Regions from separate parts of the Homo sapiens genome. Here region 1 is linked to region 2. The links are chromatin contacts, found by Hi-C or POLR2A ChIA-PET in ENCODE. All regions are on one chromosome and are shown on one strand. Each heading gives the region's core, a stretch centred on a gene start or an enhancer-like site at or near the end of the contact. The rest is flanking DNA. Distances are from core to core; before and after follow the strand shown. Region 1 has its middle 40 kb from the start of LINC02295. Region 2 has its middle 50 kb from the start of LINC02325.

Region 1 (6,032 bases), core at 2,501-5,000, 770 kb before region 2:
TTGCTTCTTGGTGTTAGGGCCCACTGTGGGTATCACTTGCTTGGAACAAAAAGTTTTTCTGCTTTTGATCATAGAATCAGATGTTTTGCTATAGATATGGGATGAGCCCAGAATAGTCACGCTTATTCTCAGCTCACTAAAGTCCTTTCAATTAGCTATCCTCTCTTTACCTAATGTCCAGAACCGCAGTCCCCTATATATATTTAGACAGATTTGTATCAACATTGCATTGTTACACTTCACTTCTTCCTTTTTTTAATTATGTAAAAAAACCCACATTAAGCCGAATCTAATTACTGCAATGTATATTAGAAGCAGGGCACCATCAAAATTTTATTTAAATTAATCAGGTTTTGATTTAAGATATTAAATTCAAATTAATCATGTAAAAATGGAAATGATCCTTGACGTGCTTCCAGCTGTGACTTCAGTCTGTTTTCTCGTGAGTCACTTTCGGGATGTCTTGGGGGGAACATTACAAAAATTCACGCCGGTGCTATTTCAATTAGAGTTATTTAGCAGGACAGATGTAAAGAATATGGTATAATTAAGAAGGAGTTGACGACATGGCTACAGATTTTCAGGATTAAAAGGAAAAAAAAAATACATGAACTAGAGTGAAAATTGACTACTGGCCATGATGCCCAAGTTCAAGTGCAGGGAGGTTAAGCATTCATTAAAGACAGAAAGAAGATTTGCAGAACCACAGGACTTTTTCTCTGGGGCAATCTGCAGATCCCACTTTGGTTTCAACTTTGAAGTTTCATTAACAAGCCGGTACTAACTGGTATTGCAATTCTTATCATTCCTAAAATTATCTTTCGCTGTGGCAATCATGGCCTTTGACTAATTTGATTCCGGGGCCATCAGAAAGCTATGAGAGTTAAAATAGTACTTTAAGACCCATTTTAAATCCAATTGCATATACCGGCATATAGAATACTACATATAGATATCCAAATATTATTTATGCTCATGAACATATATATTAGGTGTGACTATGTCAATAAATTCTTAAGATGATGCTACTTTTTCATATTTATATATGACAGACTACAAATTGTTTGAACATAGCCCGACTCATTTTTAATAGCACTTAGGTGGAGTGAGTAATGGTCCTCTATTCATGGAGAACTAAGATTGGACTTAGAATGGTTATGTAATTTGCCCAAAGCCTCTTATCTAACTGGACACTAGAGACCAGAACCTGACCATTCTCCTGATCTTCGCACAGCAATTTGTTACTGTGATCCGTATACTCCGTAGCAGTCTCACCTGTAGGTGAATCTGGTTTTCAAGTCTTTAGAAAGCCCCAAGAGTCAGAATACAACTTCAACAATCTGTATGGGGCACACCTGGTCAGAACAAAAATCCTGGCAAGTGTGATCACTGTGCTGGGGCCCCTCATCTGTTTCCAGTGTTTTGGCTGAACCCCAGAGAGGGACTGGGGCAGGGGCTTTCCTACCAGAGGATGTGACTCAGTCTGGGTTTCAGAGTCTCAAATAATCAATATTTCCATGCAAAGAGCAATGCATGTGTCCTTTCTTGCATCCCCTCTGACAAACACTATGCTCTGTCATCTGGGCTCTCTGTCCTGCTCCGACCCCCCTGAGCCCCACAGACCAAGGCTGTACCCCTGCACCCCAAGGCAGCCCACTGAGGTCTGGGGGCAAGTAGAACCTTTTCTCCACTCATGTCTTCAGGTCCCTGGTACAGAGCCTTGACTCCTCCCATCCTACCTTTGACTTGACCCTTACCTCAGGCTGGATTCTAGTGTCTTCAGTTGTCCAGCTGCCACTAGAATGTGAGTTCCCTAAGGAAAGGAACCCAGCCTTGTTTCTCATAAATAAACCCAATTTAATAAAATGCAGAGACTGTAGTTTGTTGGTCTTTGGATGCTCCATAGGCAGCAGGGGACTCAACACCCAGTAGGTACACAGTACATTGTTTAATGAGCAAAAGTGGAAGGAAGAGAAAGAATAAAATAATAAATTAGTGAATGAATGTTTCTATGACTGAGTTTATCGTGGATGTTCACTGTATATTGAAGGTGAAGGTGCCAGAGACTCTCCTCTCTCCCTTATGCCAACACACCTTAAGTGAAGATCCAATCAGGGAAATGGTCCCACACCATGGACATCAACCTGACATGTGTCTGGATTGATTTGAGAGTTGTAGAAAGGAGATGATTCATTGACGGCTTCTGCTTCCCACTCATGTGATATCAATGTATGTAATTCTTCTTTCAAAATCACGTTTCACTCTTTTTAGAAAATGAATGAGGTGGGAGGTTAAAATAATAACCCTCTTTTTTTCTTGGTGGAAAATAGTCTTTGTCAATGAAATGCTGTTGCTGATGGTTCACAAATCCATTCAACCCAAATTAAAGGCGTGTTTCAAATACTAGGAGAAAAATGGTATTTTTCTCTGGCATCCTTTTGCTTGAATTTTTCAATCTCATTTTACACTTGTACGCTAGTACCATGCAACAAGGTGAAGGGGAAGGATTTGAATTTAGATCTCACTGCTCACAGGCTGTGGGCCTTGGATGAAATGCTTGACATCTCTGAGCCCCAGTTTCCTTAGTTGTGAGTGGTCAATTGTTTTGGGGTTCAGATTTCAACCTATCCTCATGCTGTTTCTCGCCTCCTCCTAGAAGCCAGAGTTTTCAGGATTATCACTTGTGGTAGCTGTTCCTGACTTTGGAGGCTGGGACAGTTGCTCTGTCCCTATGCCACTCCATTTGAATAAGATCCTAATAGCTGGCTGCTGCTTACAGCTTCATTCTAAGTCCCCCAGCTCTAGTAAAGCCTTGTGGAAGGCAGTTTGTTCTTTGTAGGTTTTCGTTAGAATCTCACCTTAGTAACTAACTTGAAATTTCTGTGATTTGTGTCCAACAATTTCTATTTTCTGATCCACATTTGGCTAATGACCTCTCTCTAGAAGAAAGATTGCAAAGATCAAATGGGAAAATATTAAGCTTCTCTGGCCCTTTATTCTATCATCTTGCGTACTCTTGGCTAATCTTTAAATACACCCAGCAGGTTTCTGCCGCAGGGTCTTTGCACTTTCTCTTTTCCTCTGTCTGGGAAGCTCTTTCCTGGTTAGCAACACACTTTGTCACTTCGCTCAGGACACCTCAAAGCTCCCTTGTCAGTGATCATTCTCCCCTGCCCCCAGCATTTTCTATCCCATCATCTGCCTTTATTTTTCTTCAGAGCACTTATCACCTCCTGAAATGCCGGGTCTCATTTACGTCTCTATATAATGCCTTTCCCCAGCCCACCATTAGAGCAAAGACTTCCTCTCTTGTTCACTATTGCATCCACAGTGTCTGGCAGGTGATAGGTGCTCCATAAATATCTGTTGAATAAATATTTCTGTTTGAAATATAATAGAACTGTCACCCAGAAAATGCCAGCTATCCTGTGCTCTATGAATCACCTTCTCTTTGGAGAGAACCATGGGCTCAGTGGAAGAGTAGGGACCATCAGCCGCCACATGACTTAAGCTTTATGCTCTGAGGGTAGAATGCCCTGGAGTATGCATGTGAGAAGAGACAGCCACAGAGACAGGGAGAAAGGCCTAGAGAGAGACCGACAGGGACCAAACCGCAAGGTCGTAGACAGAGACATGTAGAAGGAAGCAGGTTAGAGAGAGGCCCAATGCAGGAGAGAAACAGAGAGATCAGAGCAGAAACCAAAAAAAAAAAAAAAAAAAAAAAGGAAGAAACAGAGAGGAGAAAGACTAGCCACATCAGAGTGGAAACAGGGAGGCTGAGCATGCAGGTACCAGGCCCCAGTCCTTCCACCCACTGTCCGCACTTCATCCTTCCAGAGTCTGCCTCTCACCTGCGCACAGAGAGATACTTCTTGCATCAGCCCCTGGCCCTTTGGAAGCCAAGCTTCATCCTATTTACTCAGCTCTTATGGTCAGAGCTGAGCTCTTTTGTGAGTGGCAACATCCCTGAGGGCTCTCCAGAGGCCTGGAAATCCTCTGTAGCACCAGGGCAGGGACAGCTAATTAATACTGAGAAGGTCTTGGTGGCTCCTGCTAATTGCCCTGACCTAGGCAGGTCTTCATGGGCTGTTACCTCCTCCCCAGCCCCAAGCTCCCAGGGGCCATGTCCTACTCCAAGCACAGGACAGCAAATTTGGAAGAGGTGAAAATTTTACTACATCTTTGTGCTTGACTCTGAAATTCATTACAAAGAACATCTGCAAATATGGACAACCTTAGAGTGTCCCAATGGCCAATACATGAATAACCTTTAAGTATATAATCTCACAGAAACCTTGCAAGGAAGCTGGTGCTGTTTTCCTCTTTGTAACTGGGCAACCTGAGGCTCTAATGAGTTCCAGTTTGGCCGAGGATGCCACAGACTTTAGTTTCATAAACGAGAATTAGGGTTGAGGTTGATCGATCTCTCTGACCCCTATAATTGCCACTATCCAAGGGTGTCTACAGGATACACCTTCAAAGTGGGACTACAGATTTGGTTTGCAGGCCCACGATCTGTTTTCAGAAACCTTTGAAACCACATGTAATTTAGAAATCAGAATTTGGTACATTTAAAATAATATGTCTCATAATTACATATCGTAGAGCATCTTGCAGAGGAGTCTAGGACAGCACTTAGGGATAGAACACAACATTTTTGCAGTGAAATAAATGACTGTTTACATTACATGAGAAAAATAAAGACTATAAATAGCCTTATATTAGTTCTATCAGTTCAGGTCAGGTTTTACCACCAGATTAATGATAAAAACTACTTTTGGTTTTGCAAAACTTCTTTGGAATCATGACTATAAGATTATAGGCTGGAACAGAATAAGTCTCAAGAGAAGGTCTTTCTTCTTTTCCATAGGTGGACCACACATATGGCAACCAAGAACCACACACAGTTTCACTTTATCAATTAGGTGTTGTTCACAAGTAGGGCATGCATGGAAAGCAGAGAACATTCTTCAACCAAGTTGTTGAGGGCAGACTGCTGTCAGCCTGGCCAGGTTTAATTTGGGGTGATGCCCTCATGGGTGTGTCACCCAACCTCAATGTGCATAGCAGTCATCCTAAACTCTTCTTAGGGAGGCCCCTTGGCCGGAATAAAAGATCAGCCCAGGGACCGATGCACAGTAAGTGTTCCCTAATGTTGCCTAAGATTGCTATTACCCAGAAGAGGCTTCATGGCACTCACATTAAACCTACATTAAGTAAGCAGACGCATAGACCGTGGGCATTCAACAATTGGTAACTTATTTCTCCAAGCCTTTCTCTAATCAGGGTCTTTGCAATGCAGTGCATTTAATGTGAAGCAGTGTTCAGATGTGCATTTCCCACCCTCCAGCCAGTGCACAGCTCTCCACTATTAAAGCTCATGCACCACCCTCTTTAGAAACACAGAGGGTAGAGTCAGGTAGAAATCACAGGAGACAGGGCTTTTTCTAGGACTTTAGTTAGGTACGTCTTCTCCAAAATTCTGGAAGAATCTTTCACACCACTCAAGACAGCTCATGAGAAAAAAAAGCATCTCTTTATATTTAGACCGGCGATCTCACCGCAGGTGCCCCACTTGTGTGGGAGACAGGCTATTTTTTTTTCTAGGCCCCAAGAAAACTTCTCCCTCCTCCCATCTGATAGGGTTGCTGCTACTTCCTTTACAGTGCAAAGATCAGAGGGGCAGCTCCCATCCCCCACCAGTGTGGCGAAGGAAGAGGGCAAAAAACAGGCCAGGTTTTCACAAAGGAAGACCAGAAGCTGCAATGATGTAACGAAGTACAGTGCATGCCAGTTCATGGGCAGGCAGGAAGGAAGGCAATCGCAGGCTTTGAGGCAGGGCACCTGCCTTCTACTTGTCTGATTTTAGCAGCTGGAAGACAAAAAATAACTTGGGCTTCCTGCAGCGTGAGCTCCTCAGTAATCCCCTCTGAGATGGGGTGGGTATGGAGTCTCCTCATATGGAATCACAGCTCAGAAAGGATTTGCTGCCTCAGTTTTCTCATCTGTAAAGTGCGTGGCTGATGACCACT
Region 2 (6,103 bases), core at 1,953-4,452:
GGAAAAAATCCTTCTTCCTGTGATGTTTTAAAAATTCAAAATTTCCTCATTTATCTCCATGTTAGCTCTAACCACACAGTTGAAAGGTATATTTAGACTGCAGATACTGTATTTTAGAATGTGGAATTTCACGTCCTCTCACTTGGGGGACTTGAAAGAATTGTGCACATTTTGAATAGGCTTGTCTGCAAGTAAGAGGGAAAAGAACTTACCTTGGCATTATACTAGTGAGATTTTGGTTTTTTGCAAGGCATTTAATGTGTCTGTGTATGTGTGAAGGCATGCATTGAAATACAGAGCCAGTTTGTTCACCTTCAATTAAGTTCTCCCTCAAATATACACGGAAGGAAATGTACATATTATATTTTATAAATAATAAGGCTTGGGGGTCAGCTTTCTCATATCTTCACATGGTTGGCCAGATCTTAGTGTGTCTCTCTCTCTCTCTCTCACACACACACACACACCCAGTGAATGGGTAAGGCTTGGTGATTAAGGTCGTGCTGTTTGTTCATCTCTGCCCTGGCTAATGTGATTGAATTGGAACAATACCTTTGAACTCCTTGGCTCTGATCTGCATACTAATTGATCCCAAGTCCTTGACAATGACCTTAGCCGCCATCCACCCATTCCTGCAAAGGCTGCTCGGCCCTACTCAAAAGTTGCTATCAAAATCCAGAAACGACACAGAAAGTCCCTTTATAAAGAGCGTCTTTGAGCAGTGTGTTACTCCCTAGCTCCCCCTGCGAGATGCTTTCAGAAATAAAAAGTATTTGTCCAGGACTGGAAAACAGTTTTGTCGCGGAATGCTCAAATGTCTGTGGAGTAACCGCAAGAGCAAAGGGGGAGAAATTCGGTTGTCAAAACTTACCCTCGTGGTGATAGGTAACATCTTCTCCTAAAATAAAAATCCGTGATGATAGATTCTGTGCAAGATGTTTCCCAAAATTGTCTTTGAGATATCAGAAGCCTGCACATACATCTCACTCTTCTAAAAATCAGTGGACAGGATCAGATCCTGCCTTTATTTAAAATCTGAATTTTTTGTTCATTGTGAATTTTGGTGCATTCATTTTATTTTTTTAAACATTGCATCCAATTATCATTTTTCTTAATTACTGCCTTTTTGGCACTCCATTAAATTTTGCACCCAAGGTGCATGCCTCAATTCTCTCACCCAGATCCCAGCGCCCCCAGCATCTCTGCTGTAGTTTTATAGTCTTAGGAAAGTTCTGAGGAAAGAAATTCGAACAGTGGAAAAAGTATATTTTTCCCAAATTTACACATATTTACCTATAAATTTAAGTGGGCACAAAAACAAGTGAAAGTATAATAATTCATGGGGATTCGCGTATCTCTTTAAGGTAAAAAGGTGCTGACATACGCACACACACAACCACACATCCAAAGAAATTAAAGACAAAGAACCACATTGTTGGTGACTTTTAAAATTGTACTGTGCAGTAATGAATTAACCAGTAGCTAGAAGGTTTCCATTAATAAACCAAAGTTATATTCTTTGTGTGACCTTGAAAACAACAACAAAAAAAGTCTCTTCTGGGGAGAAAATGTATCAAAGGAGTTTATTAAAAGCAATGGTAGTATCAGTCCTAAAGCAAACACTGGAACAAAATAAAAACACAAAAACCTTTTCTCGGATATGAAATCATCGATTATATTGGACTACAGCGTTTTCTTGAAATCTGCCTGAGGGATAAATTGGAGGGGGCCACCCCATTTGGCTGTGAACAGAATAGATGGTGTTACTGGAATAACTACTCAATTAAAATCAGCGACCCCTTGCTCACCTACGCTGGCTTTACCTGGGCCCACCTTGCCGACAGCAAAAGAACACAGGTGCAAAACAAAAAGACCACCGATTTTCTCTGATACCACACCACCACCTGACATCCAACACTCGTCTTCCCGTGATTTAGAGATCAAACACTGGTCCTTGTCAGCCCAGGGCAGCCATGAGTCACAAAACCACGTCCACGGGCGCACACGGCTTCCACGCTTTTTCATTTCAGTAAGAAGACACTTTTCTAAGAACACGGTGTTCTAAAAAAGAAAGAAAAAAACTGTCTGTAATTTGTCATGAATTTCAATTACCAAAAACTTTTGATTTTTTTTCCTCTTTGAAAAAAAAAAAAGATTGGCATACCTCCAGGTTTTAAGAATGTAGTTAATGCAGAGAATGACAGAAAGATAAAGATGTGTGTGTATGTGTGTGCGTGTTTGTGTGTGTAGGAAAAGCTCCGAACATACGCTGTTCATATAGGCCTAGCTGGGTTTTAAGCCCTGAATAAAGGTTCGTGGTGACATGGGTGAGAAAGAGCATTTTGTATTTATGTGGAACGGATTGTTCTGACAGGTTCCACAGCATTTCCCAGAGCCGACATGTCACAAATGTGACTTGTGGCATCCCAGGGCTGCACACACACACCAGGAAGCCGGTTTACACTCACCAACTCACGGCACATAAAGGGTTTTGGAGAGGAAATAAAGACTCATTTTGCAATTGGAAACTACAAGGTTTTTTTTTTTTTTTTCTCCTTTCAGATACACAGAATACTTACCAAACGGGAGCAGAACTTTTTTTTTTTTTTTTTTTTTGAAATGTGCAACTGTGTGAAACTTGTCTGGTTTCAGATTTACACAGAAATTTGGAACCATCTTGTTTTCATCCAAACAAATTCAAACTGAAGAACCTCTTAACTAAGCTGGGAGCATATTTGCACCAAGAAAACTGATGTTCCTAATTCATTAACCTACAAGCATTTGGTACCAGTGGAGCTTACTAAATGTGCACAGCCCAGTGACTTGCTTTTTTGTTCTGTTTTCTTGAGGGCTGACTCTTTACTTGCACTGTCCTAGGTAGGAAGTGGAAGATAAAAAAACAAAATCAGCATGCTATCAGCCTGTTATCTGTTCTTTGGTCTTAAGGAATGATTTCAGGTTTCTGAGGTGCTTGGTATACATAGGTGAAGCTGAATACATGTTTACCGTATAAGCAAATACGTAAAATTAGAACACTTTAAGTTGTAACATGAGACAGTATATAATTAAAATGCCAAACTGAGCGGTCCAGATCATTCCAGCAGGAGTTCAGAGGTCAGAGGAAGCCGCATAGTGAGAATAATCACTCCTTCTGGCACAGCACCAAACAATTTAAAATCAGTTTTGCATCACTGACTACCTCCATCCTCTGTACGGTCCTGCATGCTGGCAATGAGCAAAAAAGATACCATCCCTGTCCTCGTGAGGTTTCCAGTCCAGCCATTGGTGGGGCGGGAGATAATATACAGCATGCCACATGGGGATACACATTATGGGAAAAAATAAATCATTAAAGGAAATGTGGAGTCCTGTGGAGTCCCAGGGTGGCGTGATGTGTTAGTATGACGCACATGGAGGTTAAGAAAGCACTCGTACGGTAGGGGAGGTTTCTGTAAGGATAAAAAGCAGCAAGGGAAGAAGCCACCTGTCTCTCTAGGGGAAAAGAGATCCAAGTAGAGGGAAAAGCAAGTTCAAAGCCTGGGGCAGAGCCTGCTCGGTGTGTTCAGGAAGAGCAGGGGGGACATGTGTTTGGAGCAGAATGATCAAATCAGAGGGAGGCAGAGGTGGGGGAGATCACTCAGGAGCTCGAAGGTCATGGCAAGGACTTCGGCTTTTACACCCAGTGAGATGCAAACCAGCGGACGGCTTTGAGCACGAGAGTGACGTGATCTGAGGCTAAAGATGAAGCTCCCTCCTCAAGGCATTTGGGAAGGGTAAATGCCAAAACGCAGGCTCAACCACCAGTTTAAGAACTACATGTAAATGTGACCTGCATAGGTCGAATGGGAAGCTGTTTCAGAGACTCGAGGCTTTTTTTTTTTCTGTTTACAAAAAGAAGATAAAAAACTATGCAACAAAGATTAAAAAAAAAAAAAAAGACTGGCGTGTTCTCCAGTTTTTCATTACACTCACATGCAATACGTTCATGTATTTTCCGATCTATGATGATGATTTTTAAAAACTACATTAATGCAGTGGAGAGAAGAAAAAAGCAAGAGATCCTTAATGTGCCCACTGTGGACATCCCTTTATCTTCCTCCCAGTACTCCTGGAAATGGCAGCGTTGCTTCGAGGGCCTTGCAACAGGGCACATGTGGAATGAGAGGCTGGCAGTCTCCAGATCTCCAGAGCCCTTACTGCTCCCTGGAACCCAGTCCATCATCAACCTAAAACCAAGTTGGCCAACAGTCCCTGGCTCTGACTCATACCCTTCCATTGAACTGGACAGAACCTCGGTTTACTCATCTGTAAAATGGTAGTGTTAATGTACATTCTGCCTATCTCCAGATCAATGGGGCACCCAGAGGAAATAATTAATATGAAATTGCTTTGGCAGATAGAAATGTAACAGAATATTTATGTAATTATGTATAATTATATTATTAGTTTTTTTAAAACAGGCAGAAATAAGAAAACTACACATGAAAACTAAACAGCCTACATAATCTATGCTGATTATATGTGTACACACACATACATACATACACATATATATACTCACATATACACAAATAATTACAATGCAAATTTTAAAACATATATATACAAAAAAGTTTTAAAAAACTACTTATAGTTTCACCACCCAGAGAAACCAAAATTAACTTTTCATTATATTTTCTTCCAGTTTTTATCTGTTCAGAATATAAATGTAAATATTTGCATAACTATTTTTATATATTTATGTTATTACTAATATATATGTACCTACAATATGTCATGACTAGGCTATGGTATATAACATTAGCCACAGCTCTACGTCATACTATAACCATAGCCTGTAACATAGCATGCCACAGTTATGTCCTATTATAGGTACAGTGTATAATATAATGATAAATTATTTTATGTAGTTATAGAAATACATCTACATATATACAAAATGTAGATTTACATCATTCAATATATTATTGTAAAATTAATACCAATTTTTTTGTTTAAACAGGTAAATCACATATATTGTTTAAAAGAAAAGTCGGCAGTACAAAAGTGAAGTGCACCCTATCACTACCATTTTCCCTTCAAAAAGCAATAGCATTTCCCATTAATAAGTGGTAATACATTGAGCACACTGTTCTGTACATTTTTTTTTTTTGAGACGGAGTCGCTCTCTGTTGCCCAGGCTGGAGTGCAGTGGCATGATCTCGGCTCACTGCAACCTCTGCCTCCTGGGCTCAAGCGATTCTCCTGCCTCAGCCTCCCGAGTTTACAGACATGTGCCACCACACCCTGCTAATGTTTATATTTTTAGTAGAAACGGGGTTTCGCCATGTTGTCCAGGCTGGTCTCCAACTCCTGACCTCAGGTGATCCACCCGCCTCTTCCTCCCAAAGTACTGGGATTATAGGCGTGAGCCACCGTGCCTGGCCTGTACTTTTCTTTTTTTAATTAAAGATGCATCTTAGAGATCATTTCATGACAGCAGATATATACATCTGCTTCTTTCTTTTAGTGGCTGCATGGCATTGCATTGTAAGAATATTTGACATTTTATTTAATCTACAAATGTAAGTTAAATCATTTCCAATTAATCACTATCCTAACAAAGCCACAAAAATCACATTTTTGTGAATTTCTGTAAGTACCTCAAAAAGCTAAAGTGCTAAAGTGGAACTGCCAGGTTAAAGAGTATGAATCATGTCAAGTTTGACACAAACCCCCAATTCGTTTTGCAAAGCCGATGCACTAACTGACCACTCACACATACCACATCTACAAAGTCCATTTTTCCATTCCCCCATTGCCATTTGCATTTTCCTTATTACAAACAAATTGAGAATCTATTTTAAATAGTAATTTGTTTCCTTTTTGCCAATTGTCTACTAAAGTTCTTTCAGTATTTTTCCATTGGATTGTTTTGCAATATTAACAATTTGTAGAAGCTCTTTACATATGAAAGAAACTAGTCTGACATATATCACATAGGTTGCAAGACAGGAGTTACAAATTTATAGAAAGAAAAATCCATCAATCTACTTTTTGAGCTTCTGGATTTTGCATCACGCTTAAAAAGTCTTTCCTGTTAATAATTCCAATATTGCTGCTG

What was found. Hi-C counts contacts between places; a loop is a spot of excess contacts on that map. ChIA-PET counts read pairs that join two places held with the same protein, here RNA polymerase II (POLR2A). Pooled maps may share reads with other maps.
Region 1: a pooled map shows a loop between it and region 2 (5-fold over the local background). The contact joins two enhancer-like sites. A Hi-C loop is called at or near these places in 4 of 50 pooled maps. POLR2A ChIA-PET finds 5 or more read pairs at or near these places in 3 of 52 experiments (CD8-positive, alpha-beta T cell, H1 and activated T-cell).

What each region holds. Positions count from the first base shown.
Region 1 is chr14:98,173,214-98,179,245 of GRCh38, reverse strand. No RefSeq gene overlaps it. Among named protein-coding and RNA genes, the nearest start is that of LINC02295, 40 kb to the right of the region's middle. Within about 2 kb of position 3,750, at least 2 of the 41 ENCODE cell types and tissues checked have a DNase peak (open chromatin) inside an H3K27ac peak, as active enhancers do.
Region 2 is chr14:97,405,475-97,411,577 of GRCh38, reverse strand. No RefSeq gene overlaps it. Among named protein-coding and RNA genes, the nearest start is that of LINC02325, 50 kb to the left of the region's middle. Within about 2 kb of position 3,202, at least 2 of the 41 ENCODE cell types and tissues checked have a DNase peak (open chromatin) inside an H3K27ac peak, as active enhancers do.